Regions from separate parts of the Homo sapiens genome. Here region 1 is linked to region 2. The links are chromatin contacts, found by Hi-C in ENCODE. All regions are on one chromosome and are shown on one strand. Each heading gives the region's core, a stretch centred on a gene start or an enhancer-like site at or near the end of the contact. The rest is flanking DNA. Distances are from core to core; before and after follow the strand shown.

Region 1 (2,700 bases), core at 171-2,670, 810 kb after region 2:
TGACTGGTTATTGATTTAGATTTCAAAAAGTATTCACTTGCTTTAGAAAATTGTCCTAAAATTAAAAAAACTCACTATACCCTGAATGCTTATGTGGGATACACCAAGGGGAGAAAGTAGAGTAGTGATGGAAGAAGAGAAAATTGTAGAAGAAACTTGGAATAATTATAGTCACTATGACAAAATTACTTTGCCTAATGATAGCATATAGTTAATGTTACTGTGCAAATAACTGTGCAAATGAATGACTTGAGAAGTTATAATTAAAGTATTTCATCTTTTAAAACTCAAATAAAAAGTCCCGCCTCTATTACTTCACAATATTTTAGACACTACAGGGAACGAAACAGGTCTCAAAAGTTTCAGAATGCCAGTCTTTCAGTCTTTTTTAATTAGGGAAGAAGGTTTCACTTTACAACTTTTTCCCCTCTGCTTTCTGATAACTTGACAGCGCTTAGAAATTATTAAAATAAATAGGGAAGAAGGAAACCCAGAGGGCCTTCCAACTACAGCAAGTAACTATGGATTTTTCCTGTTTCTCTTGTAATAGCCTATGCAACTAAGTAGGTCTGTCCCTCAAGTATTTATACGGACTTCAAAGCTCCTATGGGCTCATGATGCAGATTCAAAGCATGCTTATACTATCAAAGGAAACCTTTGTTCCCTAGAAGAACCTTGTAAGAGCATATTACATGTTTCAGTTGATTACCTTTCAGCTTAGAAGGCACTTTCCAGAAACCATCCACACTTCTCGATCGTTGTATGAATCAAACCAAGTGCAAACCAAGTGTTTGCAGTCATGCCTGTTTCCATAAAACATCCCAAATAGTCTGCATCCTGCATTTGCCAGTGGCCCATGTATTTTTTTCTTTTCTTCTATTTCACTTTCATGTTATTAGAAAGATGAATAGTGCACTGCTCAGGACACTTTTCTAAAGCGAGTAATCAAAAAGTTTTTTGGTGATAGTTATAATGTCATAATATAACCAGACATCAAAAATGGACCACAGTAGCTACAGAGGTTAAGTCACAGCACTCTAATGGTTATATGTATTAATTTGTCATTGTCAGGTTTCATTTTTAAGGTGTTAAAATTTTCCTACACTGAGATGGTAATATACAAGGGAGTTGAGAAAATTCAGTTTGTTTCATTTGGAAGAATTATTTGTGACAGTTTTCAAAACATTTTGTAAAAAAAAAAAAAAAACATTAAGCTATTCCTCATATGCAAGAAATCATACCTGTAAATCAGGCCAAATCTGATTTTTTCAGAAATCTGAAAAAAATTCAGCTGGCCTAATTCAATAAAATTTATCAGCTGATTTGGAATACAGGGAATTTCTATTATTGTGAAAACAAACTCACACCCCACCTACCGCCAACACCCCCCTACTCCCTTCTCTTTTTGATGTTGTTGAAAACAAAGTGATTCTCAGAAACAGAATTTGCATTCCAGGCTGTGGGCCAGGGAGAATTTACATAGACAAGTTACACACTCTTGAAAATGGTGTTTTATGCTAGAAATCGTGAGACCCTCCAAATCCAGTAAAATGAACAGCAAAGCTTATGATAAAGACAATGTTTACAAAAAACATATAGGGGCTTTGGTTTGTTTTTTTGTTTTGTTTTGTTTTCAATGAATTTACTTTGGGTCACTTTCTGTGAAGCAAAAAGCAGCTGTGACAGGGAGACTTTCATTCTCTGCATGTGTATATTGCAGTCACTTAAGAGTTACTAAGCCCATCAATCAGTCCTCTGTTTCCCTCTGTTGAATCACTTAGCAACGTGCACCGTGTACCATAGAATCAAGTGTGGTTAATGGGAGCCAGTCTCAGATCAGGCTGCTGCTGATTGCCATCCTCATGAGCTAAGTCAAATTGTTTTTATTCTAACTACAGCCCCTGGCAAATGACCTTGCTATCTTTAATGCAGGTTTGCTTGTTTAATTTTAAGCTATTCCTCATATGCAAGAAATCATACCTATGAATCAGCCCAAATCCAAATAAGTGGCATTCTTAGTCACCACTAATCAGCTTTTTTCTTTTAGTTGAATGGCATCAAAATCAAACTGTGTTTTTATTTAGTGCACATTTGAGGTTAATAAAACCATTCAGAAGCAAGTGTCAGCCTTTAAAGGTGCCCAAAGATTCGTTCTAGTGATTGTGAAAAAGGTCTAGAAGTCAAATGGGTACCCAGAGAGCCAGAAGGCTGTTGGTGAGATGGAGCAGTCACTGAGCGGGTCACCAGGAGAACTTACTTTATGAGATCTGCTGCTAATTTCTGACTTTGGGCAAGTCACCTCACCAGTCTGGGGCTAAGATTCACTCCTCATCAGTAAAATGAATACTTTGGATGAGACGGGAGGTTTTCCCATTCTGATGCTAGGATCTTGTTCATGAGTTAATGAAGACAGTTGAGGAAGGTAAGGAGCTATTTCTACTTGATTAGTGAGGCTTCAGTCTATTTCAACATTTCAAAGTTTTTCATGATAATTTGTTCATGAAAAAAAAAAGAAAACAGAGGAGTTGCTCCAGCTCTAAAAAAAATTTGAAAACCACACCCTGTGCTAATTGCAAGTCTAGTCTACTCTGGTGCTGCTCTGTGGTATTGCAGACATAGAGTCTGCTCTGTGGTACATATGGACCAGGTCTTATGATGATGATAGGCCATGTTTAGTGGCTTCACACAGAGGTACTTCAG
Region 2 (2,967 bases), core at 373-2,872:
ACCATGCCTACTCAATGTTCTCCATTCTGAAGTGCGTAAATCAAGTGTGCTGAAACAATGAATGGAACCCTTTCAGATCCATAAGTTGTAATCACTATTAATTCTCTTTCATTTTTATCATGCCATTCTGTGCTTGATCTTTGTAGAAAAGACACAGAAAACTGTGTTTAGAATATCCAAAAGTCATGAAAAAAAAAATAAAGAAGAACCGCAAATCTCATCAGAACTTCTGTTTTGTGAGGTTCTGGGATCCAGTTTTTTTCACTTGACAGCATTGTTGTAGATAAGCTTTAATTAAATTTTCTGACATTTTACTTGGCTGAACTGAACTTAACCCAGTCAATAGATTTCTATATGTTACTTGAAGTTTGTTTATCTAATAGATGGATTTTAAGTAGAGAGTATATGTAGAAAAACATAAATTAACATGTTGGCCAGAATTACTTATCTCAAGGTAGAATGTGCACCATATGGCTGCTTCGCTCCAAGCTAATATGTTATAATTGAATCATCTCCATATCTAATAAAACAGGAAGTCAAAAGGAATATTCATGTATAATTTAACAAGCATTAGGTCTGTGTAGAAATATTTTATGGCAGAGTAAGGGGAACAATACTGACAGAGTATATCACTATAATGATAAATCATACTGTGAATGATTTGTTTCAAGAATAATGATTGAAGCTCAACTTGCAAATCTAAGGCAAATCAATATTTTAATTTCATTCCTTGATGCATTGATTCCAAAGATTTTAATTTCATTCCTTTAAAGCACTTATTCATATTTGAAAATTCCCTTCCCCAGTGAAAATCATTATCTGCATTCAAACTACTTATATTGTTTGAATATATAAAAATATATAAAATAGAAAGTCAATGCTATGCACACAATGAAATGCCTTAGAATATTAAGGTCATTCATTAGATGTCATAGAGAAAATTGTAATGTGATTTTGCATATACATTGATAGTGAATAAATGACTAATTTCGCTATATTCACCATATGCCCAACATTGGTAGATATAAATTTTATTTCACAGGCTATGGCTATTAAATTTCAGGATTTTAGAAATCAAGTTACTACATCACTCAGGATGCATATATACACATCTTTGACATGAGAAACTAAATATAATCAATATTGAGGCAACTGATTACAATCATGGAAGAGGCTCTATATTTACGGTGAAATCTGCTCTATTTTATTATACTAAACCCAGTAAAGCAATATGACGCAGGGCCATAACTAGCCTACTCGAACTATTTTCTCTTATTCGTCAATTTCATGAGCAAAACACCATGCACATGGTAATTAAGGCACATGTCTTAAACACAAATAAAATGTAACTCCTAACATTCTACACAAACCTGCTTTACCCATGACCTTTCTCCTTTCTGTTGATGATTATTCCACCCTTCCAGTTGCCCAAGTCAGGTAACCTAGAAGTCATTCTTGACACACCTCTAGTTTTTACGTCTTCCATCTAATTTCTCAGGCAATCCTCTTGTCTCTAATTCCAAAATATACATGGAATCAAGTGGCTTCTAAGTACCCCCATTTTTACCTCCACTTTCACCTGCATGCTGCAGTAGCTTCCTGGCAGGTCTCCCTGTGTAGCCCCTTCAGCCTACTCTCCACATGGCAGTGAGCCTTTAAAAACCACAAAATCTATAGTTCCTCTTTTTTTATTTTGAGATGGAGTTTCACTCTGTCACCCAGGCTGGAGTGTAGCGGCGCGATCTCGGCTCACTGCAACCTCTGCCTCCCAGGTTCAAGCGATTCTCCTGTCTCAGCCTCCCAAGTAGCCAGGATTACAGGCACACGCCACCAAGCCCAGCTAATTTTTTTGTATTTTCAGTAGAAACAGGGTTTCACTGTGTTGCCCAGGCTAGTCTCGAACTCCTGAGCTCAGGCAATCCACCCACCTCCGCCTCCCAAAGTGCAAGGATTACAGGCCTGAGTCACCTGGCCCGACCTATAGTTCCTCTCTTAAAAACTTTCCAATAGCTTTCAGTTTCATTAGACTGAAAGTAAAAAGTTTTTAAAATGAATTGTAAGGCCCCATGTGAACGTTGTTTCCAATTCTGAACCTCATTTTCTACCAGAGGCTTGTGATATCAGCTCCCTTGTGTTCCCTCTGATTTTACTTACCTCGCGTGGCCAGTGTCATCTACTCAAAACATGAATCAGATGGTGTTTCTCTCTTACTTAAAAATCCTCAGAGCCTTCCTCTTTCTGTAAAAATAAAATCTGAGCTTTTGTATATAGCATATAGGCTTCATACTCCCTTATCTACTCTGACCTCATCCCTGGGCATACCAGCTTTTTTTTTTTTTTCTCAAACTTGCTAAGCTGACTCCTCCCTCAGAGTTGGTGTAGCCCATTTCATTTGTATGAAATATACTTCCCCAGATAACTACAGGCCTACTGTTTTCGCCTTTGGATCTTAGCTGAGATCATTTATGTATACTATCTCAGAAAATAGTTATCAACCACATATTATGTACCATTCTTTCTTCATTTTCTCTTATATAACTTATTCTTTTTCACAGCACTTATTGTATTTTTATTTCTTTAATTTTTAAAATTTATTTTAACTCTATCTTCAATGCTAGCTCCAAGAGAATAGGGTCTGCATTTTTTTTTCGTGTTCACTACAGTGTCTCCAATACCTAAAACAGCACCTAGCATATAGTAGGTGCTCAATAAACATTACTGAAATCACTAGAAACTCCAAACAATTTTTAAATTCCATAGTTGCTTGATTTTAAGCATGTTTCATTTTCAAGTGGTAAAACTTTAAACCAGGAACAACTCATCGCAAATTGTTTGATTATCAACTTTCATAAGAAGTATTTCGACCTTTTAGTGAGACAGGAATTTATGTTAAGGCTGATTTATAACTACAGAGCTAATATTTCTTTTTTTTCTCATTCATTTTAGGTTTAGAGTAGCTGATCTTCA

The links. A loop is a pair of places that touch in the nucleus more often than their neighbours do. Pooled maps may share reads with other maps.
Region 1: a map with no recorded cell type shows a loop between it and region 2 (2.3-fold over the local background). The contact joins two enhancer-like sites. A Hi-C loop is called at or near these places in 8 of 37 single-sample maps with no recorded cell type and 2 of 50 pooled maps.

Annotation. Positions count from the first base shown.
Region 1 is chr3:105,525,096-105,527,795 of GRCh38, forward strand. The region is part of intron 3 of ALCAM (activated leukocyte cell adhesion molecule); the gene reads left to right. Among named protein-coding and RNA genes, the nearest start is that of ALCAM, 160 kb to the left of the region's middle. Within about 2 kb of position 1,421, at least 2 of the 41 ENCODE cell types and tissues checked have a DNase peak (open chromatin) inside an H3K27ac peak, as active enhancers do.
Region 2 is chr3:104,715,694-104,718,660 of GRCh38, forward strand. All of the region lies in intron 3 of LOC107986108 (a long non-coding RNA gene), which reads right to left. Among named protein-coding and RNA genes, the nearest start is that of ALCAM, 650 kb to the right of the region's middle. Within about 2 kb of position 1,623, at least 2 of the 41 ENCODE cell types and tissues checked have a DNase peak (open chromatin) inside an H3K27ac peak, as active enhancers do.